5 separate regions of the Mus musculus genome follow, and all the other regions are linked to region 1. A link is a loop called in an ENCODE intact Hi-C map of the cell type or tissue named here. Cell type or tissue: heart. All regions are shown on one strand. Links, peaks and the distances in the headings refer to the core of each region. The heading gives the core; the rest is flanking DNA.

Evidence for each region. A loop is a pair of places that touch in the nucleus more often than their neighbours do. Peaks named below come from ENCODE experiments on the same cell type or tissue, not always from the same donor. Only the 100,000 strongest peaks of a DNase experiment are listed, where the experiment ranks them.
Region 2: it touches region 1 in a loop (8-fold over the local background); 15 of 42 quality-filtered maps call a loop at or near these places.
Region 3: a loop joins it to region 1, with 2.3 times the contacts of the local background. A loop is called at or near these places in 11 of 42 quality-filtered maps.
Region 4: a loop joins it to region 1, with 2.3 times the contacts of the local background. A loop is called at or near these places in 2 of 42 quality-filtered maps.
Region 5: it touches region 1 in a loop (2.9-fold over the local background); 4 of 42 quality-filtered maps call a loop at or near these places.

What each region holds. Positions count from the first base shown.
Region 1 is chr1:74,756,943-74,762,867 of GRCm38, forward strand. It overlaps a transcript of Wnt6 not described here. Among named protein-coding and RNA genes, the nearest start is that of Prkag3, 11 kb to the left of the region's middle. In heart, for the core only: a CTCF peak has its summit at 3,110 (motif pointing left); a DNase peak (open chromatin) is centred at 2,999; H3K27me3 peaks cover 1,194 bases.
Region 2 is chr1:74,641,358-74,647,282 of GRCm38, forward strand. No RefSeq gene overlaps it. Among named protein-coding and RNA genes, the nearest start is that of Ttll4, 17 kb to the right of the region's middle. In heart, for the core only: a CTCF peak has its summit at 2,739 (motif pointing right); no DNase peak of the experiment used is centred there; H3K4me3 peaks cover 383 bases; H3K27ac peaks cover 455 bases.
Region 3 is chr1:74,710,182-74,716,106 of GRCm38, forward strand. Cyp27a1 (cytochrome P450, family 27, subfamily a, polypeptide 1) reads left to right here and starts at 3,354. Exons shown (of 9, transcript NM_024264.5): 1 at 3,354-3,710. The coding sequence starts at 3,450. In heart, for the core only: CTCF peaks have their summits at 1,999 (motif pointing right) and 3,044; DNase peaks (open chromatin) are centred at 3,220 and 4,350; H3K4me3 peaks cover 1,967 bases; H3K27ac peaks cover 1,546 bases.
Region 4 is chr1:74,658,144-74,664,068 of GRCm38, forward strand. Ttll4 (tubulin tyrosine ligase-like family, member 4) reads left to right here and starts at 3,559. Exons shown (of 20, transcript NM_001014974.2): 1 at 3,559-3,746. In heart, for the core only: a CTCF peak has its summit at 3,615; a DNase peak (open chromatin) is centred at 3,548; H3K4me3 peaks cover 2,085 bases; H3K27ac peaks cover 2,087 bases.
Region 5 is chr1:74,597,951-74,603,875 of GRCm38, forward strand. It overlaps Rnf25 (ring finger protein 25), which reads right to left and starts at 3,447. Exons shown (of 10, transcript NM_021313.3): 1 at 3,375-3,447; 2 at 1,116-1,190; 3 at 743-842; 4 at 580-647; 5 at 412-481. The coding sequence starts at 3,415. It overlaps Stk36 (serine/threonine kinase 36), which reads left to right and starts at 3,505. Exons shown (of 27, transcript NM_175031.3): 1 at 3,505-3,663; 2 at 4,079-4,251; 3 at 5,188-5,328; 4 at 5,447-5,524. The coding sequence starts at 4,168. In heart, for the core only: no CTCF peak of the experiment used is centred there; a DNase peak (open chromatin) is centred at 3,461; H3K4me3 peaks cover 1,802 bases; H3K27ac peaks cover 1,273 bases.

The DNA.
Region 1 (5,925 bases), core at 650-4,649:
ACAGTGTATTTTTTTTTGTTAAATATTTATTTATTTATTTATTATATCTAAGTACACTGTAGCTGTCTTCAGTCACTCCAGAAGAGGGCGCTAGGTCTCGTTACGGATGGTTGTGAGCCACCATGTGGTTGCTGGGATTTGAACTCTGGACCTTCGGAAGAGCAGTTGGGTGCTCTTACCCACTGAGCCATCTCACCAGCCCTACAGTGTATTTTATATATAATAAATAAATAAAATCTTTAAAAAAAACCTTAATGTTATCTGGGAAAAGAAAGAGTTTGGATGAACTAGATCTTGATACTCTGCCATATAATACTATATGCTATAATACCAGGAAAATCACCAAAAGAATAGAAAATTGAGTTAATAAGTTTAAGAGGGCTCAGGGCTGGAACAGTTGTTAGAGTACTTTCCATTAAGCATGAGGACCTAGATGTGGATAGTGCTCTCTTATAACCCCAGCTCTGGGAGGTAGAGGTGTAGTGCCAGGGAAATGTTAGTGGTCCCCCAAAAAACAGGCAGGAACCAATCTGTCTGACGCAGCTCACAGCAGGACCTTTATTCTATTCAAGCTAACTTGCCTCCCCCCACCACAATGCACCACCACCACACAGGACAGCTTTGGTGGTGGTAGAGCCCTGAATATCTATTGGGGCAAGGCTTTATAGTAAGCAGCAAGTCGGGGGTGAGCGTGCAAGCATCTAATTAGCTACTGTGGCCTTTAACATAATTGGCTGGTGCTGGAAGTCATATCATAAACTTAATTTCTGCTCCCCTTTGCATTCATGATCGTTAGGCAGGGAGTGGGCTTATAGCCTAGAGGTGCAAGTTTGTTGGGGGAATAACCTGGAGACCCTGGTCTTGTTGAGGGTATAACTTGGAGATGGTGGTCTTGTTGGGGATTAGCCTAGAGACTGGAGCTAGGCTCAGGTTTTAACTGATTTGAAAATTGATTGGCTCCCTGGGGCATTGGGAGGAAGGAGGGCTTATATTTGATTTAAAGGAACTGTGCTATGTTTTCCTTTCATCTTAGCCCTTGTTTTCTCAAATATGGAGATGGCAATATCAGTTCTGGGGTCCATGTCCCACCTTCAACCTCCACAGAGGAAGAGACCGTCATTACCTGCACTTTATCCTGCAAGGAGATATCCTACAGCCTAGCTGCTGGTATCTAGAAATATCTTTATACCATAGCCCAAATCTCAGGGGGGGGGTGCCATGGTCCCAAGGAGTACCTAGTTACAATATGGTCAAATTTGGGCTAGAGCGATGGTTCAGCAGTTAAGAGCACTGACTGCTCTTCCAGAGGTCTTGAGCTCCGTTCCCTACCACCATATGGTGGCTCACAACCATCTGTAATGACGCCCTGGAGTGTTTCAAGACAGTGACAGTGTACTCACATACATACAATAAAGAAATAAATCTTTTAAAAAACGTGGTCAAATTCACTGTCTAATATGGATCCATAGCATCCTCCAATATACCAACAGCCAAGTAGCTCACCTAAGCAGTTCTAGTTTACCTAGAACCAATAGCCAGCTCTTGGGTAAGGCTGGAGTTAGAGTTCAATGGTTTGTTTACCATGTACCAGGCTCTAGGCAGTACCTAATTCCAAAGCCAAAAGACAAAGACTTTGGATAGAGCGCAGCCTCATTGTTTAAGGGTATCAACAGAATCCTTGCTCTGCCTGGCCTCGGACATGCTGACACTAGCCACGTGACTCTCAGTAGATCACAGCAGTCCTTCGCTGAGCCTTGATCCTCACATTCCTAAAATGGGAATTAATATTGTCTCTCTTGCAGAGTTGATGTTTCCAAAGTAACACATGCATATCACTAGAAAATTCCAAAGAATGTAGACAAGCAGAGAATGGAAAAGAGTCTGGGAATGTAGAATGTTTACCTAGCATGCAGAAGGGCCTGGATTTGATGCCCAGCACTGTATAAACCAGGAGTGGTGGCAAAGGGTTATCTCAGCCCTTGTGAGAGGAGGCAGGAGGATCAGAAGTTCAAAGTCATCCTTAGCTATGTAATGGGTAAGGGGTGGCGGCCTTTCTCAAATCAATCAATCAATCAATCATCAATCAATAAACAAACAAATGATTTTTAAAAGATAATTCAAGCTGGGCAACATGGCACACACCTTTAATCTCAACACTTGGGAGGCATAGGGAAGCAAACCTCTGAGTTTGAGGCCAGCCTTGTCTGAAGTGTGGGGAGGGGGAAGAAAAGCGAAGAAGAGGAGGAGGAGGAAGAAGAGGGAAGAGAAAGAGACTGGGGGGGAGGAAGAGGAAGGGGAAGAAGAGGGGAGGGGGAGGGGTGGAAGAGGAGGTGGAAGAGGAAGGGAGGGAAGGGGAGGAGAAAAAGGAGAGGGAGGAGGAGGAAGAGGAGGAAGAGGAAGAGGAGGAGGAGGATTTTCTAGTTCTCAAGGCATTGCTTCCAAATATGCATCAATTTTGAGAACTGATCGTGGACTGTTCCTGTTTATCTCACCCACAGACTGTTTTGACTTTGTTAGTTTATATAGTGCCCACTTTTCATAACAGACTCTGCAAGAGAAGTAATAATATTCTTACTTATAATCATTTTATTTGCATTTTTGCTTTAAAAAAAATAACCATCACTAATAATACCTATCAACTAATTTTGTTGGAACATCTTGAAATCACAAATTCACTTCAAACTTGGAGGCGAAGGTGATGCCGTTGAGTCTTCTGTGGAACTCAGAAGGTTCTAATGATGCTATGTTTCTTTTCTCCCAAAGAACATTTTGAAAAATGCCTTGTAAAGAGAAAGAGAAGTGCAGTCTTATCTTCAATGTGGTGTCCCCAGGGGAAGGTGGTTCTAGAACGGAATGCTACTACTCTTCATGGCTGAAGATAGGCTTCAATTAGTAATCTAGAGAGAGAAAAACAGCTTTTCCTGGAATATCCCTGGACCCCACTGGTTCACCCTGTCCCTTCTCAGGACTTTAATCAGAGCAGCTGTGGTCCAGTCCCGCAGAGATCTCACCAAACTCAAGCAGCTTTGCAGACTCTGTGGCTCTGAAGGGATCACCAGCGGCTGCCATCTGTTCTTTGGGATATGATGCCCTCTGCTGGTTTCTAGGATTCACCACACAAGGATTGTGGGATATAGACTGGGTTAGGACTCAGACACTGTTCATTGTCATATGGGGAAAGGATCAAATGGAAATAGCGCTCAGCTCTCAGAACTTTGGCTTTTCTGAAGCACACCAATGTTGGGGAAAAAATGCCAAAGACTCACAAGTTGCCAAATGGGTCCTCCAGTCTCTCAGAAGCACCAGTCACACAGGAGACTTGTCATACAGTGAGAGCCCAGGTTGGGCTGTCCTTTGAGGTACTCAGGGACACTAGATCCCGTTGATGCCCTCAAGTGTCTCCCTTTTCATGCATGGATTTAGCATCTGGGCAGAGGTCATGTTTCCTCCAGATGCTGTACACGCTCGACTCGTAATGAATTTTGCCTTATCTGTGTTCCATGTAAACTACTATGACAGCATTTATTCCTTAAATTGTCTCATTTTAACGTAAAGTTCTAAGGCAATGAATCAGACACCGCTGGTTCTTTGGGAATTATCTTCATCTAGTGCAGAAATATTTGATTTTTATCCTAAATTCTTCACTTAAAAAAAAAAAGGGCCTAGAGAGATGTCTCAGCAGTTAGGAGTGCATGCTGCTCTTCCAGAGGACCCAGGTTTGGTTCCTAGCAACCTGTAATCCTGGCACTTGGGAGACAGAAGAAGGAGGGTCAAGAGTTTAAGGCTAGCCTCAGCTACATAGCAACTTTGAGGCCAGCCTGGGTTATATGAGACCATGTTTGAAAAAATAAAGTAAAATGCAAATGATTTGGGGGCGAAGATACCTAGTATTTTTGTTGTTGTTGGGACAGGATCTCTCTACATAGTTCTGGCTGTCCTGGAACTCACTGTGTAGACCAGGTTGGCCTCAAACACACAAAGATCCATCCGTGTCTGCCTCCCAAATGCTGGGATTAAAAGCATGCGTCACCATAGCTGGCCCTGGTATCCTTTGGTTTTGGTCTTTCTCAATGTATTCAGGATGCTATCTAACCCTTACACAGCTCTGGGAAGTTGTCCCTGAATATTAAAATCCTCATGGGAGGCTCAGACTAGCTAGCTGTCTGCCTACATTTTCATAGCTGATAAACAATTTTTCTGAATTTGCTCATACTCTGACTATCTGCAAATTCAACTAATAAGATTTTGCTTGCCTTCTGAAATTTCAAGTAAACTAACCCAAAGTGGTGGATAAGCTGTGATTGTGGGGCAGGGTCTGAGCAGTGGAGACACTTGGTGTGCCAGGGGAGCAGCCAGTGGCCATGTGAGGGCAGCAACTAAGTCTTGTGACAAAGGCAGGGCCAAGTGTGGGATGTGGCATACAGAGAGCTCTGGGAGGGAGGGCCAGAAAGCCTAGAGATAAACAATCAGGAGGAGGGACAGTCTGCATTCTTGAGCCTGCTGTGCATCTTGTGGGTTCACCTTGGTCATGGGAAGGCCATTAGTAATGTCTCTGTGGGACAGGTCGCTCTTGATGACGGTGGCTCTAACTTCCTCTTCTCCCAAACACATGCTCCATGTAAACACAGAGCCAAGTAAAACCAGCCTCCTCTTCAAGGACTAGCTACCAGGAATGCGGTCAGCAGACATAGGTCTCTAATCATCAGCTTCCTTACAGTCAATGCCTCAGTGACAGAAAACATCTCTGGCTGGGGCCACTCATATAGCCATTGACAAAGGACAGCAAAGGTATGACACGGCCATTTCAACTTGGCAAAGGGTCACCTGCAGTACAAACTCCCTGGGGGCTCCTGGGTTGGGGACTGGCTGAAGCTTTGTGTGCCCAAACCCTATTCTTTCCCATCTTTTACAGATGTTGCTTTAAGCAAACCCAAAGTCATCATGACATTTATATCTAGAGAACTTATCCTGTTACTGACCCATTTTATAGGCCTAAGACGCAAGAGCCATGGGGTCATTTTCTTTCCACTCAGTGATTCTGATATACATCCAAAAGGTGAGCCTTACATAGCTGAGTGGGAACTGCCCTCTGTCCATTTGAGGCTCATTTGGAATGGAGGCATTGAGAGAGGGAAGCAGAAGTTTGGTCCGTGGGTTCAGTGACAGTCTTCCCACATGGTTGGGCCTTGTACAGTCAGAACAAATAACTGTGGCCTCAGGCTGAAGGTCAGGGAAGAATGGCAAGGAGGAAGGTGGCAGGTATGTCAGACCCTATGTCATGTTCACCTTGAGTCTCCACAGACCTTGATGAATCACATGCTCTGGGCCAGGCCTGTGCTAAGGGAGAAAGAGACACTTGGAGAAATTTTGCAAAACTCTGACCATAACTGTCTCCGAAGGAAACTTAGCCTTCTGAGCTTGCAATATGTTCCTAACCAATTCCCTACTTATTGTTTCCATTAAATACCTGATGTCTTGATAACAAAAATTAGCAAGGTTGGGGATGTGGCTCAGTTGGTAGAGTCCTTGCCTAACTTGTAGAAGGCTCTGGGTTCAATCCCAGCATTGTTGAAGCCTGTAGTAGCGATGCTGTAATTCCAGCACTGGAGAGATAAAGGCAGGGTGGGCTAGAAGGCTCAAGACCATCCTCGGCTACTTACTCAGGTTGGGCTACACGAGACTTCGAAAAAATTACATTTGGGGTTCATTTCTTCACTTGACATTTTATAGTGAATATTCCTGGTTCTGATACAATAAGTGTACTTCACATTTTAACACCTGTATAATAATATTCTCTCTCTCTCTCTCTCTCTCTCTCTCTCTCTCTCTCTCTCTCTCTCTCTCTCTCTCTCACACACACACACACACACACACACACACACACACACACACACACACACTGAGAAGCCCCCTGGAACTTACTCT
Region 2 (5,925 bases), core at 797-4,796, 120 kb before region 1:
CTGCTTTAGCTTTGGCTGTCCTGGAACTCACTCTATGAACCAAGATGATCTGTTTGCTTCTGCCTCCCAAGTCCTGCACCACTACTGCCCAGCTGTGTTTTGTTTTGTTTTGTTTTGTTTTGTTTTGTTTTGTTTTGTTTTGTTTTGTTTTGTTTTAAGAGATTCATTTGTTGAATCTACCACATAATGTCTGGTACCAGGTATCCAATCTATGGTTTCATGTATGCTAGGCAAATACTCTACCAAGTGAGTTATATGGCCAGCCCATAAATACGGTATTTTTATTATTTAAAAGAGTTTTTACATTTAAATATATTTTGATCATATTTGTCCCCTCCCCCAAGTCCTTCCAGATCCTCTCCTCCATACTCACCTGACTTTAAGTTTGTTCTTTCATTCCTTCTCTCTCTCTCTCTCTCTCTCTCCTCCCTCCCTCCCTCCCTCCCTCCCTCCCTCCCTCTCTCTCTCTCTTTCTTTCTTTCTTTTTTTCTGAGACCGGGCTTCTCTGTGTATCCCTCGCTGTCCTGGAACTCACTCTGTAGACCAGGCTGGCCTTGAACTCAGAAATCAACCTGCCTCTACCTTCCAAGTGCTGGGATTAAAGGCATGTGCCACCACTGCCTAGCTAAGTTCTTTCTTAAAAGAACAAACCAAAACCCTGATAGAACAATAGAATGCTCAAAACCCAGAAAACAATATACATCACCTACAAAAGCAAAAACAACAACAAAACAAACACCAAACTGTAACCAAATAAAAGTGCATATAAAAAACAAACTGAGGAGCCCACATTTTTGTCAGTCAATCAACTACTCCTGAACATTAGACCTGCCCTGAGTGGTTGTTATATCTAGTGCCATTCCATTGGAGGAAACTGATTTTCCTCCTCCCAGCAGGTATAAAGGACAGCTCCATTGCTAACCTTTATCTTAGTAGCCAGGTTTACATTCATTCATTCATGCAAAACATATAACAATAAAATGTAATAAGATGAAACAAAAGCTATCACATCGAAGCCAATAGACAGAAGTAAAGGAGTAAGAGAGATCACAGAAGTCGAGATCCACTCATTCGCATGCTCAGGAATTCTATAAAAACTGCCCAGAGGGCCTGGTACAGACCCACGCAGATCCTGTGCTTGCTGCTTCAGGCCCTGTGAGTCCATATGAGCTCTGCTCATGTTGATTTGGAAGGCCTTCTTTCCTTGGTGTCCTCTGTCCCCGGCTCTTACACTTTCTGTCTCCCTGAGCTCTGAGGGGAGGGATTTGAAGGAGACATCCCATTTAGCACTGAGTGTTGCAAGGTCTCTCCCTCTCTGCATACTGTCTGTCTGTGGGCCTCTGTACTGTTCCCATCTGCTGCTGGAGGAAGCTTCTCCGATGAGGGTTGAACAAGGCACTGATCTAAAAGTATAGCAGAACGTCATTAGGAGTCTTTTTTTTTTTTTTTTTGGTTTTTCGAGACAGTGTTTCTCTGTGTAGCCCTGGCTGTCCTGGAACTCACTTTGTAGACCAGGCCAGCCTCGAACTCAGAAATCCACTTGCCTCTGCCTCCCGTGTGCTGGGATTAAAGGCGTGTGCAACCACGCCCGGCTTAGGAGTCATTTTTATCACCAATTTTTTTTAGATCAGTATTATTTTGGTTTTGCCCCACGTGCTTGGGATATTTAGTCTCAGATTCTTTGTTGCCTAAAAGCAGTGTCAGGTATGAGTTCTGTCTCATTGAGTGGGCCTAAGTAAGTCAGATCAGTTATTGGTTAGTTATTCCAATAAGCTTTGTGTCACCATTGCCCTATCATATCTTACAGGTAATACACCACTGTAGATAGAACATTTGTGACTGGCTTGGTGTTTATATTTCTCTTTTGACAGTATCGTTGTACTTTCCTGTAACAAATATGTATAGGGGTGAAGTCTCTAGCTGGTTACCATATCTTCATGTTCAACTAGTTATGTGGGTGTACTGTCAGTTTGCAGAGAACAACCTATTGTTGTCTTGGCAACAGCCTGAGTTGTTTGGGGGAATCCCGTGGAGCACCTTTGGCAAACAACTCAATTAGATGACATGTACTCTATGTTAAAGCCTATTTTTTTCCATAAAGGATCAGGAGGAGCTTGTGAAATATTCTCATATTCAGACAGTTCATTAAATACAAGCTTGAAATCATTTATCTGCTCTACACAAATTTTATGAACAATAATTGACTGTAAGGATAGACAGTAAGAGAAGGGGCCCCTTGTCTTTGGGAGCACACATTTAGCAGTATATCAGCAACTTCTTTATCCAGCAATTGATGCTTGAAGTGCTGTCACAGTGTGGAGAGCTTGGAGTGAGCAGTCTGACAGCGTGGAATTTGGAGAATGTCTGAAAGGCTGAAGAATCTGCACCAGTGTTGGTTCTGTGTGTATGAGTGTTTTAACTTTTCCAGGAGTGGAAGAAGGCTTAAAGTTTTCAATCACAAAACTAGAGAAAGTGACACCATAAGCCCCTGATCCATGCATGAGTTTACACAGTGAGCTGTCACGAGCATTTTTCTGTACTGGATTGCTCTGTGCATTTCTTTCTTTCTTTTTTTTTAATTGTTACTATTGTTGTTTAAAAAGCTATTCAAAATAATCTGAAAGTTAAAGGAAAGTAAGAATAGTGCAGAGAACCTCAGCCCACCCTTTGTCCAGGGTCATGCTAGTATTTTGTCACAGAGGAGAGTAGCAGCTAGAGGTCTGATCACCTGGATTCAATCCAGGAATCCCACTAGGTGGCAGGAGAGAACTGACTCTTGAGAGCTGTCCTCTAACCTACAGTAGTGCTGTGGTGGATATGCACTTGTATATATATATATATACAAACACACACACACACACACAGAGAGAGAGAGAGAAAGAGAGAGAGAGAGAGAGAGTGTCACCCAAGGCTACTCTGTGTTGTTGTGGCATCCATCTTTGGCTGCCAGGCCAAGAAGATCTGACAGATCTTTCTGTGAAGCAGGAATTTGGAAGGACTGTCCTGTTCTGTCTCAGGAAAGCATGTCAATGACTTCCCTGTGTCTTGATGTTTACAGTTTGGACAGCATATTCTCCAGTAAGGGGCAGTTTTTTACCCAGTAGCCAGCTTTGCCACATTTGAAACAAACTCCAGATAGCGGTTTCTTTGGTGCCCATCATCTTCTTCAGAGTAGAACAGAGGTGCTGGTGGGAGCTAGCATGTCTGTCAGAAAAGTGTTTTATTGTTAAAGCATCTTACCTACCATATTCTCCAGTATTTGAGGACCACCTATCCAACTAAAGTATATCTAAACAGAGAAATGTTGTTTGTTTCTAGATGTATACTTTCTGTTAACTTTGAAAACATATACAAGAGGCTAAATAAAGCTTATTCTTGTAATTAACATGTGACTAGCTATTGACTTGCATTTCTTAATTATCCTAAACAGTTTACAATAGTAGGTTCTATAGGATTAGAATGAGTTATATATTTAAATAAGTTGCATAAGCATATATACCTTAAACAATAATTCAATCATATATACAGTATGTTGTAGCAAATATAACCTTAAATTTCTATCATACAAAAATTTTATACCAATCTAAAATATTTGAGACTCATTGCTTCCTTAGTCTCAAAGTAGATATAATCCACCCTTCTTTTCCTCCCATCCTTTTATCTTCCCTTTGTCCTTTCATTCCCTCCCCCCTTCCCCTAATGATAGAAGAGAACCAGGGATAGAGGAGAGAAAATGACAGAGAGAAAGAGATCCCGGAATCTAACCTCTTTTACTTTGTTTCCTCCCTGACCAAGAACAATAACAACTTATCATCAACCCCCCTAAATGACAACTAATATCCACAACCCACCAAAAGTCCAAAACAACCCACCCCACTTCTGGGGAATGAGCATGTCGTTTTCTTTAAATTGCTCCCTGCTGTCTGGGGGTGAAGGCATCTGTAGTGGCTATTCCTGATTGTCAACTCGACTATAGTCTGGAGTGATCCAGAATTAGAAGGCTCTCCTGTGATCCAGATCTTGAGGCTGGAAGACACAAGTTTCTGACCTGGATCTTGGCATGGAGAACTTGAGGCATAGTGGCCGTGAAAAGCTTAGGCCCAGGCAAAGTAGTACACGCCTTTAAATCCAGAAGACTGAGGCAAGGAGATCTCTGAGTTCAAGGTCAGCCTGGGACAAAGCAAGTCCCAGATCCAGGTGTAGTGGTACACACCATTAATTTGGGCCACACCTTCTGCTGGAGACCTACATAAGGACATTGGAAGAAGGAAGACTCTCTTCTTTGTCTGCTTACTTTGTGGGATAGAGCAACTGCTAGATCCTTGGACTTCCATTCACAGCTGCTGCTGACCATTGTTGGGGAGTTGGACAACAGACTTTAAGTCAACAACAAACTTCCTTACTATATAGAGTCTACCCATAAATTCTGTGACTCTAGATAACCCTGACTTATACAGAAGTTGGCACCAGGAGTGGTTTAAGAGGAGCAGAAGTATAAGGATGAATCTTTTAATAATCTGGAGTTGAAGCCAGGTGTGGTGGTGCACACCTTTAATGCCAGCACTCAGGAGGCAGAGGCAGGCAGATTTCTGAGTTCGAGGCCAGCCTGGTTTACAAAATGAGTTCCAGGACAGCCAGGGCTATACAGAGAAACCCTGTCTTGAAACTCCACCCCCCACAAAAAATCTGGAGTTGGTTTAATAATTCACCAGCACCTTCAACTACTGAAACCTCTTTCCTGGAATTTTGGAGAATACTGAAGACCCAGTGGTTGAAACTATATTTCAAGCTTAAAGAAGCTAATGCCTTCGATTTTCTTGATGAATTAGGTGAACTTTCCCAAACATTCTACAAGTTGGGAGAAAGATCGGAAAATGATTTTGCTGACTGGTTGCTCTTAGTATCTCTGGAAAAAATAATGAAGGAAAAGATGGAGTTGTATGATAAAATTGAACAGCTCCAGATGCAAGTAAACAAATCTAAAAGTTGCTAAGTGTGCCCTTGAAGAGCATCTTCTCTCCAGCAGCCATAGAGCTCAAGTTGCAGAAAATCAAACTGAAGCCCTCATTATAAGGTTGGCTGAGTTACAGCGAAAATTCAAGTCTCAGCCTTAGGGGGTGTCAGGAGTTAAAGTAAGGGCATTGATTGGCAAAGAATGGGATCCTATAACTTGGGATGGGGATGTGCGGAAGGACCCCGTTGAAGCTGAGAACTTTGAATCTTCAGATTCTCAAGGGTTTACTCCACTTGAGGAGGTAGTACCCTTAGCTCCACCCCTTGAAATAATGCCTTTTTCACATGAGAAAGTTATCCCTTAGAGTCTGATAAACCAGCACTGATTTTCTCTGAAGAAAATGCCAGACAAGACAATATTGATGTTTCTCAAGGCCCACCAATAGTTTCTTCTAGACCTATAATCAGACTCAAGGCAAAACAGGCCCCTAGAGGGAGGCAGAAAGTGTAGTCCATGAGGAAATGCGCTATACTACTAAGGAGCTTAATGAGTGTGCTAATTCATCCAAGCAGAACTCTGGGGAATATGTGTGGGAATGGATTTTAAGGGTATGGGATAATGGTGGAAGGAACATAAAACTAGAGCAGGCTGAGTTTATTGACATGAGCCCTCTGAGTGTAGATTCTAGGTTTAATGTGGAAGCTCCCACAGTTAAAAAAAAAAAAGGTGTTAGAAGTTTGTTTGAATGGTTGGCTAAAGCATTTATCAAGAGATGACCTACTGAAAAAGAGTTGGAGATACCTGATATTCCTTGGCTTAGTGTTGGTGAAGGGATTTTAAGAATCAGGGAAATGCTAGAGTGGATACGTTGTGTAAAACCTAATCCTCCACAATGGGAAGGTCCAGAAGATATGCCCTTTACCAGCTCTATAAGACGCAAACTGGTGAGAGGGGCACCAGCACATTTGAAG
Region 3 (5,925 bases), core at 859-4,858, 47 kb before region 1:
TGGAGTACTACTCAGCTATTAAAAACAATGAATTTATGAAATTCTTGGGCAAATGGATGTATCTGGAAGATATCATCCTGAGTGAGGTAACCCAACCACAAAAGAAGTCACTTGAGGGCTGGTGAGATGGCTCAGTGGGTAAGAGCACCCGACTGCTCTTCTGAAGGTCCGGAGTTCAAATCTCAGCAACCACATGGTGGCTCACAACCATCCGGTGGCTCACAACCATCCGTAACAAGATCTGACTGACTCCCTCCTCTGGAGTGTCTGAAGACAGCTACAGTGTACTTACATATAATAAATAAAAATATTTTTAAAAAAAGTCACTTGATATGCACTCACTAATAAGTGGATATTAATCCAGGAACTTAGAATACCCAAGATACAATTTGTAGAACACAAGAAAATCAAGAAGAAGGAAGACCAATGTGTGGATACTTCATTCCTCCTTAGAATAGGGAACAAAATACCCATGGAAGGAGTTACAAAGTTTGGAGCTAAGGCAAAAGGATGGACCATCCAGACACTACCCCACCGGGGGATCCATCCCATAATCAGTCACCAAACACAGACACTATTGCATATGCCAGCAAGATTTTGCTGAAAGGATCCTGATATAGATGTCTCATGTGAGGCTATGCCAGTGCCTGGCAAATATAGAAGTGGATGCTCACAGTCATCTATTGAATGGAACACAGGGCCCCCAGTGGATGAACTAGAGAAAGTACCCAAGGAGCTGAAGGAGTCTGCAACACTATATGTGGAACAACAATATGAACTAACCAGTACCCCCAGAGCACGTGTCTCTAGTTGCATATGTAGCAGAAGATGGCCTAGTCAGCCATCATTGGGAAGAGAGGCCCCTTGGTCTTGCAAACTTTATATGCCCCAGTACAGGGGAATGCTAGGGCCAAGAAGTGGGAGTGGGTGGGTAGGGGAGCAGGGCTGGGGGAGGGTATAGGGAACTTTCGGGATAGCATTTGAAATGTAAATAAAGAAAATATCTATTTTAAAAAAAAGATGAACTTTAGGTCTGGAGAGATGGCTCAGTGGTTAAGAGCACTGACTTCCAGAAGCCCTGAGGTCAATTCCTAACAACCACATGGTGGCTCACAACCATCTGCAATGGGGTCTGATGCCCTCTTCTGGTATGTCTGAAGAGATCAATGATGAATACATAAATAAATTAAAAAACAAAAAACAAAAAAAAAACATTTAAAAAAATGAACTTTAGAATCAATAAGAACGCCACACCTAGCCACATTACCTGCCAGTCGAGTTATTTGAAATCAGTATGCCTGCTTCCTCCTTCCGGGTGGCAAAAAAACAAAACAAAACAAAACTCCACGTGATATTAGAACCTGCTTTCCCATCTTTTTGATTTCTACATTTCCTGATTAAATCATCACTGAGCCTCTGCTTGTTTCTTATTGCCTCTGGGACAGGGTCTCATGTAATGTCTGTGGGCCTCAGAACTCACTGTGTGGCTGACGATACCGGGGATTAAGCACAGGACTCCATCATACTAGGGACGTTCTCTTCCACCGAACCATATCCCCAGTCCCTGTGATGCATTTGCATTTGCACGAGTCTTCATTTTCATTAAAAAATAAAATCAGATTTATTCATTTTAATCTTACGTAATTTTTTTTCCTTGCATGTATGTATGTGAACTATGTGCATGTTTGGTTGCCATGGAAATTGGAAGAGGACAGCTGATCCCTGGAGTTATGGATGGTTGTGAACCACCTGTGTCTACCTGTCCATTCAGCATACAGGTGGTGGGACTCAAACCCAAGTCCTCTACAACAGCCACAAGTGCTCTGAGCCACATCTATAGCCCTGTGTTTTTAACTTTATGAAAACTACACTTCTAGCCAGGCATGGTGGGACACACTTTTTTTTTTTAAAAAAGATTTATTGATTGATTGATTGACTTATTATATGTAAGTACACTGCAGCTGTCTTCAGACGCACCAGAAGAGGGCATCAGATCTCATTATGGGTGGCTGTGAGCCACCATGTGGTTGCTGGGACCTTCGGAAGAGCAGTTGGGTGCTCTCACCCACTGAGTCATCTCACCAGCCCGGTGGTACACACTTTTAATTCCAGCACTTAGAGACAGAAGCAGGCAGGTCTCTTGAGTTCCAGCCTGGTCTACAGAACAAGGTCCAGGACAGTTGGAGCTACACAGAGAAACCCTGTCTCAAACCAACCAAACAACCCAACAACAACAAAAGAAAACGAAACTTCCAATATACATAAAACAGTTCATGAAACAACACTTGGTTATTTTTCCCCCTTTGGGGCAAATTTTCTGTCCCATTTTATTCTTTTTGCTTTATTGGAATAGTCTGAAGCCAGGCCATGTAGGTAGGCAGTCCTTTTTAAAAATACAAATTTAAAAACTTATGGTATGTGTATGGGTGTGTTTCCTGCATATTGTCTGTGTGCCACTTGCATGCTTGGTGCACACAGAGGGGTTTCGGAGGCTGTGAACTTCCCCTCTGGAAGAGCAGCCATCTCTTCAGCCCTTCCTCTTTTTAAAAAATTGTTGTTATTAGTTTAGTTTTTTTGTTTTTTGTTTTTTGTTTTTTGTTTTTTGAGACAGAGTTTGATTATCTACCTCTAGCTGACCTGGAACTTGCTATGTAGACCAGGCTGACCTGGGACTCACAGAGTTCACTTGCCTCTGCCTCACAAATGCTGAAATTAGAGGCTTGCGCAACCATAACTGGTTCAAAATCCTTAATGCCTGCACTCTGGAGGTTGGGGCAGGAAGGTGGAGGATTGAGCCCAGCCTGGCCTACACGTCTTCAAACAAAACAAAACGGGAAAAAGAAAACAAAATCAAATCCCCAAATCTGTTCTCAAAAGCAGAAATGATACTCTTAAAAAAAAAAAATCCCTAATACCGCAATTTGTTTTGTTTTTCCTCCTCTCTGGGCCTCACGTGACTGCTGTCCCAGGTCCACAATCAGCTTCAGCCTCTGGGGAACAGCAGCGCGTTCCCGGGCCATCTGGAAAGTGAGGGACACCAGAGATGGCGCTCTGCAGGTCAAGCAAAGGCAAGCCTAGCTGGGTGGGGCCTGAGGGACTTGGAAGTTGACTGCTGTGCTCCATCTCACGACTGAGAGCCAGCGAAGTTCTTGAGAGTCCGTGGATGAGGAGGCTGCTAACTCCAGAGAGCTCCCTAGTTCATCTTGTCCACCTCTGCCTGCCTTCTTAGTAGAGGTCTTGCAGCTGGAGAAGGCGGCGTTTGTGTGTTCAGGACAGATCCTGATTGGAAGGGGTTATGAAAGGATCTGGCTAGTCCTCTATTGGCCCGCCCCGGGACCACCTCTGCCTTTAAAGTCGCCAGGTCGCAAAGCCCGAGTTCTGTCTGCCTCCTTGCCTGGATAGGGCTCATAGTCTCTGGATCTAAACTCTTGGCTTCTCGGGCACGATCCATGGCTGCGTGGAGCCGCACGAGGCTGAGATGGACGCTCCTGGACCCGCGTGTGGTGGGCCGTGGCCTCTGCCCACAAGGGGCCAGAGCCAAGGCCACGATCCCTGCAGCCCTCCAGGCACAGGAGAGTACGGAGGGTCCAGGAACAGGTCAAGACCGGCCGCGCCTGCGGAGTCCGGCGGAGCTTCCGGGGACCGGAACGCTACAATTTTTATTCCAGCTATTTCTACAAGGCTATGTGCTGCACTTGCCCGACCTCCAGGTAACCATCGGACAGAGGCATCGCCACCTGGGTCTGGGCACTGGGACAGAAAAAGAAGCTGGCTATGGGAGAGAAGAGGGATAAACAGTAAATAGAACTTAGCTCGCCACTGTCTGAGGCTCGAGCCATAAACTGGAAGGGCATGCAGGGTGCAGAGAGAATCCTTTGAGCTAAAACAGGCGATGGGTGTCACCGATCAAGAGATCATCATCAATGTGGTGGGCACAAGTTGGGAAAGGAAGAGGTTGCGTTGGGAGAGAATGACTCATGCTAGTGTATACAGTGCCCGGTGTTGGGGGAACCCTGTTACTTCAGAGATGCCATTCCCCTCCTGCTTCTTCCAAAGGAGTTAACTTTGGAAGCTACTTTGCAATCTGTAGGACACATTTGTCCACAGAAGAAAAAAACAAAAAACAAAAAAAGATTGCTTCTCAGGGAGTGAAAGAAAACACATTAGGGAGCAGGCAAAGGAATTTCTGATGTAATTGCACCTCGACACCCTGCCAGACGGAGAGGAGGGTGAGGATGGGGACAGAGAAAGAGAAATCCAGCAGCCAGGAAAGTTTGTCTGTGTAGCTATCCCTGTCAGACTCAGGAGGTACTGAGAGATGATTTAAAATAACAAAGCAAAACAAACCATTCCCTGGGACTGGAGAGAGGGCTCCATGGTTAGGAGGACATCTCTCTTTTCCAGAGGACCTGAGTCAGTCAGCACCCTTGTCAGTCAGTTTACAACCACCCAGGGGAATCTGATGTCTCTGCCCTTCCAGGACCATGCACTCATGAGCACATACCTGCTGACACACACGTGCATAGTTAAAAAGAATACAAATTGTAAGCAAGCAAGCAAGCAAGCAAGCAAGCAAGCAAGCAAGCAAGCAAGCAAGCAGGAAGCCTGGCATGGTGGCGCAACACTTACCTTTAATCCCAGAAATCAGGAGGGAGAGGCATTAGAATCTGTATAAATTACAGGCTAGCCCATGCTACATAGGCTAGCCAGTGCTACATAGTGAGAACAGAAGGGAGGGGGGAGGGAGGAAGGGAGGGAGAGAGGGTAGAGGGAGAGAGGGAGAGAGACGACAGAGATAGAGAGACACACACAAAGAGAGAGGGAATATGAGCTATTTCCTGCAGACCTGATAATCTCTAGGCCAAGAAACAAAGGAGTTGAAAGGTCCTCTAAGTTCTCTAGCTTGATTTCAACCTCTAGAAATTGAGAGGCCTGGGGAATGCCTGATGCCTAGGGTCTAGGGACTGAAGCTTCCTCAGGGGGATTTGCTCAAGATGTAATTCTAGATAGCTTTGTAAGGAGAATGGGGAAGTAAACCCGTGAATATATAGAGTTTTGGCTGTTTGCTAAGACAATGTTTTCCTATATAGTCTAGATTGGCTTTAACTCTTTCCTCCTGCCTCAGCCTCCTGAGTGCTGGGATTCTGTATATAAAGACCATCATGGCCCAGAAGTAGATTTTTTTTTTAATGATTTATTTTATTTCTGTGTGTGTGTGTGTGTGTGTGTGTGTGTGTGTGTGTGTGTGTGTGTGTTTGAGTGTTCGTGTCTGTTTGTATGAAGAGACCAGAGGAGGATCTGTGAGAACTGGAGTTACAGGTAGTTCATGAGTACCAGGAACCAGACTCAGGTCCCATGTAGAGCATCAAGAAAACTTGCCTGCTGCTCCATCCACACAGCCCTGTGAATGGCCTTTTAAACAGGTACAGATGGCGGCAGTGTCAGGACTCTAAACATCTTGATCGTATGAATCTGAGCTGCCCATGAGGAATACATTAATCCTCACTTCCTGTGCTTGGGGCTGCTGTGAGTTAGGAGAGTGTGGCACTTCCTTAAAACAGGGCAACAGCATCACTGCGGAAGACCATGTGTTGCTCTGTATCGTTAGCATTGGCTTGTCGTTTAAACAGTCTTACATGCTGAGGTGGAGAACTCCTATAGTTGAGTCTCCTTTGGTCATGATCTGCTCCCGAATCTTAGGCTGTTTGGTTTAACCGTAACACAGCGCTGAAGAGTGACTGCGTTGTAAAGAAAAGGTTTATTTTGTTCACGATTTTGGAAATGGAAACTCCAAATGGATGGCTCCATTTAGCTAGCTTCTGATTCAGGTCTTGTTACTGTATGTATTGTGGCGAGTGGCATCACATGACACGAGCTTGCCTGTGACAAGGAAGAGAGAGGTCATGTGGTCAGAGCAGTAGTGAG
Region 4 (5,925 bases), core at 1,175-5,174, 98 kb before region 1:
AGTGAACCCCGGCCGAGAATAAGGCCCATGGTTCCCGGGGGCAAGGATGGTATAGGCTCCACTGGCACCGGCTGAATACTCATTTGAGGCATTAATAGGAAGTCGGAGGCGGCACGCAGGTCCACCCTTGTGGGTCTTCCTGGGTCGCCTCTCTGACTGCTTCCTGGGTCCTGACAAACCGGTTCCCATATCTTTGAGGGCCCTGGGACCGAGGGCCCGATGACCCGTTTTTTGGCACATCAGTTGATTGACTATCAGGTGGGGGAAGGACTCTGCCCTTTATATCCCTCACAGAGCGACACTGGTCAGCTCTATGATAACCCTTGCCACACTTAGAGCAAAGAGTGAGAGTCCCTCCCTGTTTATCTGGAGCTCTGCAATCTTTCTTAAAATGCCCAGGCTTTCCGCAATTAAAACATGTCCTCTGATCATTTCTGCTCATGGAGCGGTTCTGAGATTGGAGGATGGCGGCCGCTAAGCCTGCATTGGTGAGAGGTCCCCCAAGCTCTCGACAGACCCTGAGCCAGTCTTGTAAGCCTTTGTTCTTTCTTGGGGCTATGGCCGCTCGGCACTCCTTTGTGGCTTGCTCATAGATTAGCTGTTCTATCAGAGGCGCAGCTTGCTCTGACTCTCCAAAAATACGCTCTGCTGCCTCTGTCATTCTGGCCACAAAATCTGAGAAGGATTCCTGAGGTCCCTGGACAACTTTTGTTAATTGACCAGTGGTTTCACCTGCTCGGGAGAGCGCCTTCCAGGCCCTAATAGCCGTGGAAGAAATCTGGGCATAAGCTCCCCAATGGTAGTTTGTCTGATCAGCAGAATAAGCTCCCTGACCCGTTAACAAGTCAAAAGTCCAATCTCTCTGCTCTGGAGTCAAAGCAGCTGCGTTTGCTCGGGCCTGCGCTTGTGCAGCTTCGTGCCAAAGCGCTCTCCATTCCATATATTTGCCCATACTAGGGAGAGCGGCTTTTACAACCGTTTGCCAGTCAGCAGGAGTTAGTGCCATGCCAGCGAGCCTGTCTAACTGCACCAAGGTAAAATTAGCATTGGTTCCATATTTACGGACCGACTCGGCAAGCTCTTTAATCTGTAAGTATTCTACCGGAGCGTGGACACGCCCACCCTCGGCTCCTTCAAAGACCGGAAATGCCTGTTGTATTTTCCTTTGTTCCTCTCTGGGAATGAATGAGTCTGCGCACTGCCTCTCTGCGCACTGCCTCTCTGCGCATCTCTCTGCGCATTGCCTCTCTGCGCATTGCTGACGCACTACGCAGGGCGGGGGCTCCGCATAGGGCGGACCTTGAAGCCGACTGCCCTGAGGCCAATCAGCAAACTGGCCTTCGCCAGCCGCTTTTGGCTTCCTTAACTGATTAGCTAGCACTTTACCTGGCTGGTACCCTTTTTTCTCATAATGAGCTGCTTCTTCCTCCCAGTCTGTTTCCTCAGAGGAGAATTCTTCATCTGCTTCAGAGCTACTAAGAGCTGGCTCCCCGAGCCCATCCAGCGATGAGCACAGGCTCCTTTTCCTAGAGACCTCCGCTAATTGATCTTTCTTCTTTTCCCTTTTTCCTCTTTTTCTTCTAATCTCTCTCCAGGTATTCCTACCTAACCTTAACTTTTCCTCGGGTTCAAGACCCTTGGAAAGGCCTGTATACTTATTTTGTGTACCATATTTTCTCTTTGCTCCTACTCTCTCTCCCCACTTTACTTCTGATAGCTTGTCCTGAATTTCATCTAGAATCCGCCCTGCCTTAACCACTTGATAACATGTGAAAAGGAACAAAAGGGCTTCTAACACTAGAAAAAATTCAAGGCCAAACATAACTTGTAAAGCCATTTTCCACTTTACTTCTGATAGACTGTCTTGAATTTCCTTAGAAAGTTCAAGGCCAGGCTTACCTCGTAAAGCTATACTCACTGGTACTCTCGTTCCCCAGCTGAAAAGTTCTGAATTCATACAGTTGAATCCTTCTTAACAGTCTGCTTTACGGGAACCTTTATTACCGCGACCCGCAGTTCTGGTTCTGGAATGAGGGATCTTCCTTGCGCCAGTCCCGAGTTTTTTCTCGTCCCGGAATTCGGCACCAATTGTTATTAGACGCGTTCTCACGCCCGGCCAGGAAGAACACCACAGACCAGAATCTTCTGCGGCAAAACTTTATTGCTTACATCTTCAGGAGCAAGAGTGTAAGAAGCAAGAGAGCAAGAAGCAAGAGAGCAAGAAGCAAGAGAGAGAGAAAACGAAACCCCGTCCCTATTAAGGAGAATTCTCCTTCGCCTAGGACGTGTCACTCCCTGATTGGCTGCAGCCCATCGGCCGAGTTGACGTCACGGGGAAGGCAGAGCACAAGTAGTCATAAGATACCCTTGGCACATGCGCAGATTATTTGTTTACCACTTAGAACACAGCTGTCAGCGCCATCTTGTAACGGCGAATGTGGGCGCGGCTCCCAACATTTTTCTTCAGCTCCAGCACTCCCATTTTGTCTAAGAAAGTTCATTTATACTGTATATTGGTTAAAATTCTGAATTTATCTGATTCTATAGCATTACTCAATTGTTTTCCTCTATATCCTGTATACTGAAGTTAGAGTCAATGCTTGATTAGATTCAGCTTTTAAATTGTTAAAATTTAACATTTTGTAAAATAAGCCATACTTTATAAATATTGCTGTGTAATCCAAATCTCATCAGGAGACAAACTAGATAATTGCCCTAGATTTCCTGATCTAAAATTGATAAGTAACCCTTTCATAGTTCAACATCTGTCAATGACTGTTGCTTAAGTATTTTGCTACTAAGTTCAAATTGTTTTCACCAGGCTAGTTTTTCTCTGCATAGCCCTAGCTGATCTGAACTCACTCTGCAGACCAGGCTGTCCTCATACTCAGAGATCCACCTGCCTCAGCCTACCGAATGGTGGGGTTAAAGAAGTGCACAACCGGTGCCCAGGCCTCATCAGGTTAGTTATATCGTTAATTATCATAGCCTGTTTGAGAAAGCTCCTTTTGCCATCCAGCTGACTTTATAGTTCTCTAAATTTAATAGATCCAGCGACATCTGAAACAGGGGGATCTATTCTGCGTGGAGAGATTATGAAAGGACTCACACTTAGGTAAAGTTCTCACTCGAAGCCCATAAAACTGGTAGTTGTAGTTATGTCTTGCTTTGTCTCGTCCCGCTCCGTGTTTGGATTTAGGGAAAGGTGAGTGGGAGAGAGTTAAAGTGCCTTGAGCCACTTCCTCTTACTTGCCTCAAACTCATGGAATTTTGGTAGGAATTCTTTAATAGAGTCTTGGCGCTGTATGGTCAGAGTCCATAGTGGTTAGGTAGAATGAATCGTGGATTCCCAGAACGGAGCCTTTACTTGCAGGACTACAGTTCCCAGAATTCCGCTCGCAAGAGTTCCACCGTGTCGACAAGTTTGCGCGTGCGCAAATTCCTTGCACTTTCTCTCTCCCTCCCCCCAAGTCCCTCCTTCTCCCCCCCCCCCCCCCCCCATTCTCTAGGCTGCACAAGGGCTGGGATTCGGCGCGCTTGCCTCGGGCCCTCCCCCTCCCATTCCTTTCTGGCCTTAGATCTGTCCGCTGGGGGCGCGCTCTGTGTGGGACAGAAAGCGGCAGAGCGTGGGTCGCGTGGCGGAGCTTGGTTGCTAGGGACACCTGAGGTCGCCCGCTCGCCCAGCAGGCGCAGCGAAGAAGCGGCGCGGAGCCGGCGTCCAGTCGCGGCGAAGTAGGGTACCGTAGGTGAGTGTGGTCGCAGAGCTGGTGTCCGACCCCGGCCGGCCGTTCCCGCGTGCCTCGGCCCCAGCCCTTGGCACCGGCCCCCAACCCCGCTTCCGGTTCGCCACCTCGCCTTTCTCTGGTGAGTCGGAGACCGGGGCCTCCTCCCGGGCCCTCTCTCGAGTCCTCCTCGGCAGCCTCCACGCGGGGAGAACTTCGTTGGCTTCTCCTCGGGCGGCCCGAGCCCCACACCCTTCTCGGTCCTGGTTTCAGCGTGTCCTCTTTCCCGCCGCGCTGCGGTTTAAATTCTGGCTTGGGTTGAAATCCCGGCTCTTTTCAGGGCCTGCTTTTTCCTGACCCCACTCTGAGTTATCCATACACACTTTCCTACATTCCAGAAGCTGAGATCCTAATTTAACTCATTTATCCAGCCATTTTTTTTCATTTAATAATTTACAGCTTTTATAAACATCGACAAGTAGGTAACGAGTGAAGCCACTATGTAAGGTTCCTAGGGAGGGTACATTGGTGAGCAAGACAAACGTGTTTTCGAGAGTTTATAGAACAAGAGATTTTTAATCAAGAAAGCATTTGCCATACTGATGTATGTGCTGTGGTAGAAGTGAAGCGCTTAACCGCGATTTGTTTGGAAAAATACGTCACCCCACCTTCAGTCTTTACATTCCGGTTCTGAATCTTGGAAATGTTTTAATCAGCATTTGAAACCCTTCCTTTATGGAGTCATTTTGAATATTCCGAATCTCAATTTCAGCGCCTGTTGATTTGGCCAATCAGCAGTAATCTGGAGGAGCCTTTAAGAGCAGGTACCGTTGGATCCTATGCCTTCAATTGTTGCAATACTGAGATTATTTGCATAAAAACTATTCCCTTTATTGTCTGGAAAGTTACTAGCGATTTACTGATTAGACTCTAAGCCTGGCCCTGAAAGTTATCAAATGTTCTCAGGGAGTGAAGAAGTGGGAAGATATTCAAGTTACAAAGTAGCTTTAGAAAGATACAGCATGGCCTGAACAGAGGTCCGAGCTCAGTTGTGTTTGTTGGGAGCCATTCTGTGAGCTGGGCTTATTAGGGCCCAAGACTTAACTTAAAATGAATCTATTTCCTGACTTGTAGTTTCCAAGTGACTTTAGTTTTTTTGTTTGTTTGTTTTTGTTTTTGAGACAGGGTTTCTCTGTGCAGCCCTGGCTGTCTGGAACTCACTCGATAGATCTTGAACTCAGAGATGCACCTGCCTCTGCCTGCCCTGCCCTTCCCATCTTTTTAAGGTCCTAGGGATTGAACCTTGGGAGTTACACATTCTAGACAGTCAATCACTACCACCAAATTAAAAGTCTCAGGCCTGGAAGGTTTTGTGGGACCATGGGATTTTAAAACTTATTTTAAGTAAAACATGAGCAAAAGTATTTAGTAAGTTCGTTTGCTCTTTTTCTCTTCTTACTTTCTTCTTTTGTTTTGTTTTGTTTTGTTTTTCTAGACAGAGTTTCTCTGTGTAGCCCTGACTGACCTGGAACATTCTCTGTAGACCTCGAACTCAGAGATCCAGCTTCCTCTGCCTCCTGAACGCTGGGATTAAAGCTCTGTGTTACCACCTATGTAATCCCAGCAATAGTTTCTTGTTGTTTGTTTGTTTTTTGAGACAGACTCTATGTAGTCCTGGCAGTTTCTTAGTCCAGCTTGAGAATACACACTTTTTAAAATTCTTAGGGGAAGAGATGAGTATATTCTTTGTAAAGATAAAAAAGCAGGGAAATAGCATCAGGGTTGTGTGTAAGAGTATAGAAGGGGTGGGTGACGGATAGGTTGGTCAAGAAAGATTTCTGGCTAGAACCAAGTGATAGAGTCTAGAAATGATGCAGTTTAGGGTTCTTGATTGATTCATTTTCCCTGCCAGTTTAAGAATTAAAAGGCAGGGGAAATCTGAATACAACAGATGACAGCAGAGAACCGCAGAAAAAAAGCCAGTTAAAGGAAGACCTTTATTGAGGTTGAGAAATAGAGGGGAAAAAAAACCTCTATAAAACAGGCGTTGCCTTTACTCCACCTATTTCTGCCTCTCCAGTGCTGGGATTACAGGCTAGTTCCAATATTACACAGTACTGATTTTTTTAAATGTAGAAGGTATATCTCAAGGAACTGAATTATTACTCCACGTGGGAAAAATTAATAGATCTATTATTAACAC
Region 5 (5,925 bases), core at 1,275-5,274, 160 kb before region 1:
ATCATAGTGTTTTTATCACAGCAATAGAAACCCTAACTAAGACCAAAAATAAATAAACAACAAAAAGAGAAAGAAAAGAACTAACTAAATAAAATAACAAAAACCCTACAACAAGGTCAAAGAGGAGAAGTACTTTTTCATCAAGATGCTTAGAACCAACAACCCAAGGGGAGCTACTCAACTGTAACTCTCTGTCTCTGTCTCTGCTGTCTGTCTCCCCCCCCCCCTCTATATATATGTATGTATGTATGTATATATATATATATATATATATATATATTCTTTTTTAGATACATGAGAGTTATCTTTCTAGACTAATTGAGGCCTTATGCAAACAAACACTAAATGTACTGGCTATAGATATAATGTTGCCTGGAAGGAAGGACATTTTACCAGGCCGTCACACTTTACCTCAATGAGTTCATAGAGCATGGCAGTGCCTAGTCCTTCCTTGGCCACATGGCCCAGGGCCTGTGAGATCCTGGAAAAAACCGGAGAGGTCAATATTAAAGCGACCCCCTTCCTTCCACAGGCAGAGCTGAATTCTGAATTGTCCCTGCTCCAACTAGCCTTACTTACTTGTGGATCTGCTCATCTGAAAGTCCTCGAGGGTTACGGATGGAGATCTGTGGAACCTCGTGGGGATACTGATGCAGAAAAGCAACAAACAGCCATCAAAGTGATGCCCGCTCTAGGGACTCTCCCCTCGCCTCCATCTGCTACTGTGTGGAAGAAGAATCACCTGGACTGGGATCCGAAGAACCAGAGTAAAGCAGACAAACTGCGAATCTTGGACCTCTGCGGTGGCAGGGTGCAGAGTGATAAAGATCTCCCATGGTGATCTGCAGGGGGATGAAGTGAAAACGAAGGATGTGACTAGGCAGGGGCTTGAGAGCTAAGGAGGAGGGGGCGAGACAGTAAAGCAGGTAGAGGAATGCACGCTGGACTTGTTTCTCTGTGGTGGTGGCGGCGGCGGGGGGCGTGGGGGGGGCAATTAAAGGAATAGTAGTTAAACTTCACCTCTGTGAGGGGAGGCTCATCGTATCCTAAGTCCAGATTCTGTGCAGAACTCTCTCACGGCTGAGACCCCTGCCCACCCCTAGCTGAATACGTACCTGCCATTCCCTTTCATCACCTGTAGCTCATCCAGATAGATAGACTCTAATACTTCAACTTCAGAGGGAAGGACCCTGGAGAGTAAGGGGGAGACTGAGTCACCATTGCAGCTCTTCCTGCTGAAGCTGCCAAGGTTGATGAAGTCTGACTTAAAAAAAAAATCTGCCTGAATACATTCTCTGGCCAAATTATTTTTTAACATGGGGAAATATTTCTTCAAGTAGTTGACTGGCCAGGTAGAAAGCATGGGAATTAAATTTTTAGAGATCACACTGCTAACTTGAGAAAACACATTCTCAGAGAGTTAAAACTAACCAAACCTTAACCCAGGAGGAATGGGACCAATCAGAGCCAGGTCCTGGTTCCCTGCTTAAATTTCTACAGCTTAAGTTATCCTTTAGTGGGTTTCCCTCTGTCCTACATATATGACACCCATTCATTATTAACAAGGTTATCAATACTACTGCTGCCTACCTATACAACTGTTTAGCATGGATCCCTGTGTTCTGAGTACTGCCAATAACCTTGCCAGCACCAGCCAGTCTAAGCATCCTCAAAGGACATATCAGGTTGAACAGGTCTAGGTAGTATAAAAGCTATATTGCATTAGAAAGAGTCATAAGCCTTGTAGCTAATAGTAGAGCAGAAACTACTTACCAAGCTATGTGGTCAGGTTACTTATATTTAGAAACCTGAGTTACACTGTCTACCACCTAGTGATAATAGAGCATACTCACTAGGGCTACTGTAAGAGATAAATGATTTGTTTATATAAAGTGCACAAATGTCTGAGACACAGTATCTAGTCTAGGTGATCTACCCCCTCCCTTTAAAAGGAAACCGAGAAGGGCAGTCTGAGGACTGAGTGTGCACATAACCCTGGATGCCTAGTTAGCCCTGATCAGAGTTCATGGCCCCGATATAAATCAGAGGGTTCACATTTAAACATAGAAAAAACAGCTGTAATGACATCCAAGAAGAGTGATTGTCCACAGCCCTACCCAGGTGATATGAAACCTGTATCCACTTTCTTATACATTTCCTCTCCATCTAGAGGAAGCACACCCCAGTATCATTTCTATAGTGATGGTTATTATTAGCATTCTTCTTAAAGCTTATTTTACTACTACTACTACTACTACTACTACTACTACTACTACTACTACTACTACTAAAAGACATTCTGGCTGCTATAGACCAATGCAGCCACTGCTACTCTGTCATGGCTCAGGTGTCCCTTCATAATCTTAGAAGTCACTCACAACAGTGAAAAGCACTAGTCTGGCTGGGCTCCCTAAACCAACGGAACACAGAGGTGCAGTCTCAGTTAAGACTTCCTTCAGTACTTTGCCCACCTTAGGTCACCTGAGCCTTGGATGTAAGATACAGACCTAAATGTAAATAAGGTCATAGGTTACAGGTGGAGGTGGGGGTGGGGTGGGGATGGGGGTCCGAAATAGGCTGTCCTAATACTAACAGTATAAGGCCTTAACTCAGACAGATGTCCTTTGGTCTCTTGAGGTTTTATACTTCAGCAATTAATGAAAAGCAGGCCTATGGATATTACGAATCCATGGTGATCCATCTTCCCAACTACTCTATGAGGTAATGCCACACCCACTTTTTTTTTTTTTTAATAGCTGACACTGACTCGCAGGAGCTAGCTGGTTTGGTCAGCATCACATCAAGCTAATTAAATATGGAGTGAGCACATTTTTATCTTATGTCCAAAACCCAAAGTCTTTAAAGGCTTTTGGTTTCTTATTAAGAATGCTCGAGAGAATAGGAGAGCTTATGAGGGGAGTAAGGCTTTTCTGACAATAGTTATTAGTGCTATCAGGAATATGGGAAGATTGAGGAACGCGTAGGCAGAAATGGACTGGTCCAAGGGGCAGGATCCTAGGGGCACGAGGAGGGCGTCCGTTCCGAGAGGCGGGAGGTGTGATGAGAAGCCATCCTCCAGGGCCCAGAAAAATCACATCAGGGAGAAGTGGGGAGGGGTAGGCCCGTAGTAGGGAGCAATGGGGTCGATAAGGCGTGGGCCCAGCTGGCAAGGCCGCCGTAGACCCAGTCCCTTCTCAGATCAGCGTCCCTCCTCCCTCCGTTCCCGGTCCAGTAGCTCGCCTACGAAAGGATGTCTCTTCTATCCCTCGCCCCTTGATCCACCCTTTATGCCCGTGGTTCGGACGGTCCGAAGCTGTTGCTAGTTCCCGGCACCAGATCCAGGCAGCCAGCCAAAACCTATGACCCAAAGTTACCAGTCCTCTTCCCCAGCAGCTGTCGACGCAGACGCCGCCATGTCTTCTCCGGCTCTTGGCCGGAACCGGAAACACCTTTTGGGAAGTTAGAGGCGGAAAACTAGGGCGGGGCGGAGTAAAAGAAAGCTGACGCCGTTTCTAGGCAACTGAAGACTCTAGATCCTTTGTGGGGCCTGCTAGCCAAGCGACAGAAGTGCCCTACAAAGTGCCAATGGGCGGTTCGCATCTGTCACACACCTCTGAGAGCTTTGTCCTTTAAACTTCTAATCAGTTCCAGGGAGTAAAACTGGTAAGAGTGGGGAAACTAACGAGAGCATCAATGAGGAATGGAGAAAAGTAACGCAGGCAGCTGGGAGGCCCCGAGCAACTAGCCTGAACTCAGCCTGGGGAGCTTGGAGCGTCTAGACTGGGAGCAAGTTAGGGGACCTCTGCTCGGGGCCAGAGTGGCGGTGCTGGGCAAGCTGAGGGTGTCAGGAACCTGGGAGAGTATAGAAGGAGCGTGTGAGCATCGCTGGTGGAGAGGGGAAAGGGAACACCGGTGTGCTATGGGCACCTAACCTGGGTGGGGAGGTGGGGGTGGGGCTGGAGACACTAAGACCTGATCATCTTTCCACCCTGGTCATGATTTTGAGGCCTTGGTTATTGTGAAAAATAGAACAAAGCAAGGTTGATAACGTGTATCTTTCTCCCATGTTATGAGCCAGGCCTCCCAGATGTGTGGAACTACCCCTGGATCTATAGCTCTTTGTCACCGTCTTCTTTCTACCTTCTGAGAGACCCCGAAACCCTTGCCATGGAAAAGTACCACGTTTTGGAGATGATTGGAGAAGGCTCTTTTGGGAGAGTGTATAAGGGCCGAAAAAAATACAGTGCTCAGGTAGTAGACAAGGATATCTTTTAAATGGGATTTGGTGACCCACGTGTCCAGTAAAAACGTGGGACAGAAGGGCTGCACGGTGTTTATTTCTAGACCCTGACACCAGCATACTTCCTAGGGTATACAGGCCCAGAAATTTGACTTCTTGGAATCAGATCCCAGCCTTAGAACTAGGAACAAACTACCTAACATCCCATGCTTCCATTTCCCAAACAGTACAATGGAGGAATATTGATAGGGTCTGAGGATCAAATGTGTTTCACACTTAATCACTTAATACAATGCCTGACACCTACTGAATGACAAAAATGATCACTGTTCTTTGTATTACCTAAGAAAAGATAACACCTTGAAATCTGGTCTTCCATCTTTACCTTTTCCTTCTCCTTTCCCCAAATCTCACGCTGAGTCCTTTGCTTAGGTCAGAAAACCTCTCCCAGAGTCCCATCAAAGGAATCTATTTGCCAGTAACTGTTTCCCTTTAGTGATGGGCTGACAAAGCCAGAGTACATCCATAGTACCCGGGGGGGGGGGGGGGTTGAGGTGGGGGGTAAGTATGTGTTCACATTTATACTAAGAGTTGATCAAGAAGTATAAGTCTTGAGTTGTGGAGCTCTAAGATAAAGCTTGAAATATTTGCACAGAGAGAGAGAGAGAGAGAGAGAGCACACCAGTGAGTTTTATTGGGGTTTCTTAAACAAGTATAAGTGACGGTTTACTTACAGGATCAGAAATGACTCACAGACAGCTGTAACACCAAAGCCCGCCCCAGCATGTGTGATAGCCCATGCAAGCCGGACACCTCACACTTACAGCGCTGCTTAGAGGCAGCCTGACAGAATGGAGAGTGTCTCTGGCAGCTCAGCCAGTATGAGAGTTTCTTTGCACTTCTTGATGGTGTAGTTAGGCCTTGACTCTTCACTTTACCACTGGCAGGTGGTGGCCTTGAAGTTCATCCCCAAACTGGGGCGCTCAGAGAAAGAGCTGAGGAATCTGCAACGAGAGATTGAAATCATGCGGGGTCTGTGGCATCCCAACATTGTGCATATGCTCGACAGCTTTGAGACTGACAAAGAGGTATGTTTTGACGGTATTGGGCTTGGGTTGCCTCTCTCCAAGCCCAAGGACCCCAGGCATTTCCCAACCACAGAGTGCGTGACTGTTCTTTCAGTGTCATGTTGCCTTCTCCTCACAGGTGGTGGTGGTGACAGACTACGCTGAAGGAGAACTCTTTCAGATTCTGGAAGATGATGGAAAACTTCCTGAAGACCAGGTATGCTTCCTGGCTCAAATGTTCCCACACCTTGAATCTCTGTCTCGGTGAAGAGCTAAGATGCAAGCTGAGGGTGTCAAGAGTCGGCTTATGTGTACGTGTGCGTATGTGTCTGCCTTTCTCTTTATAGTGTGTGTACGTATGAGGGTATGTTTGTGTATGTGCACGTATGTGTAGGTGCGTGTGCTCACACATGTGCATGCATGTAGAGTCCAGAGGTTAAGGTTGCTGTCTTCTTCCATTGCTTTCAATGTTTTGAAAGTCGATCTCTTACTGAGCCTGAAGACTATTGATGATTGGCTGGACTGGCTCGCCAGCAAGCTCTAGGGATCTTTACCCCCTCCCCAAAACATCAGGGCTATAGATGTGAGACGCCAGGCCCAGCTTTTAACGTTGATGCG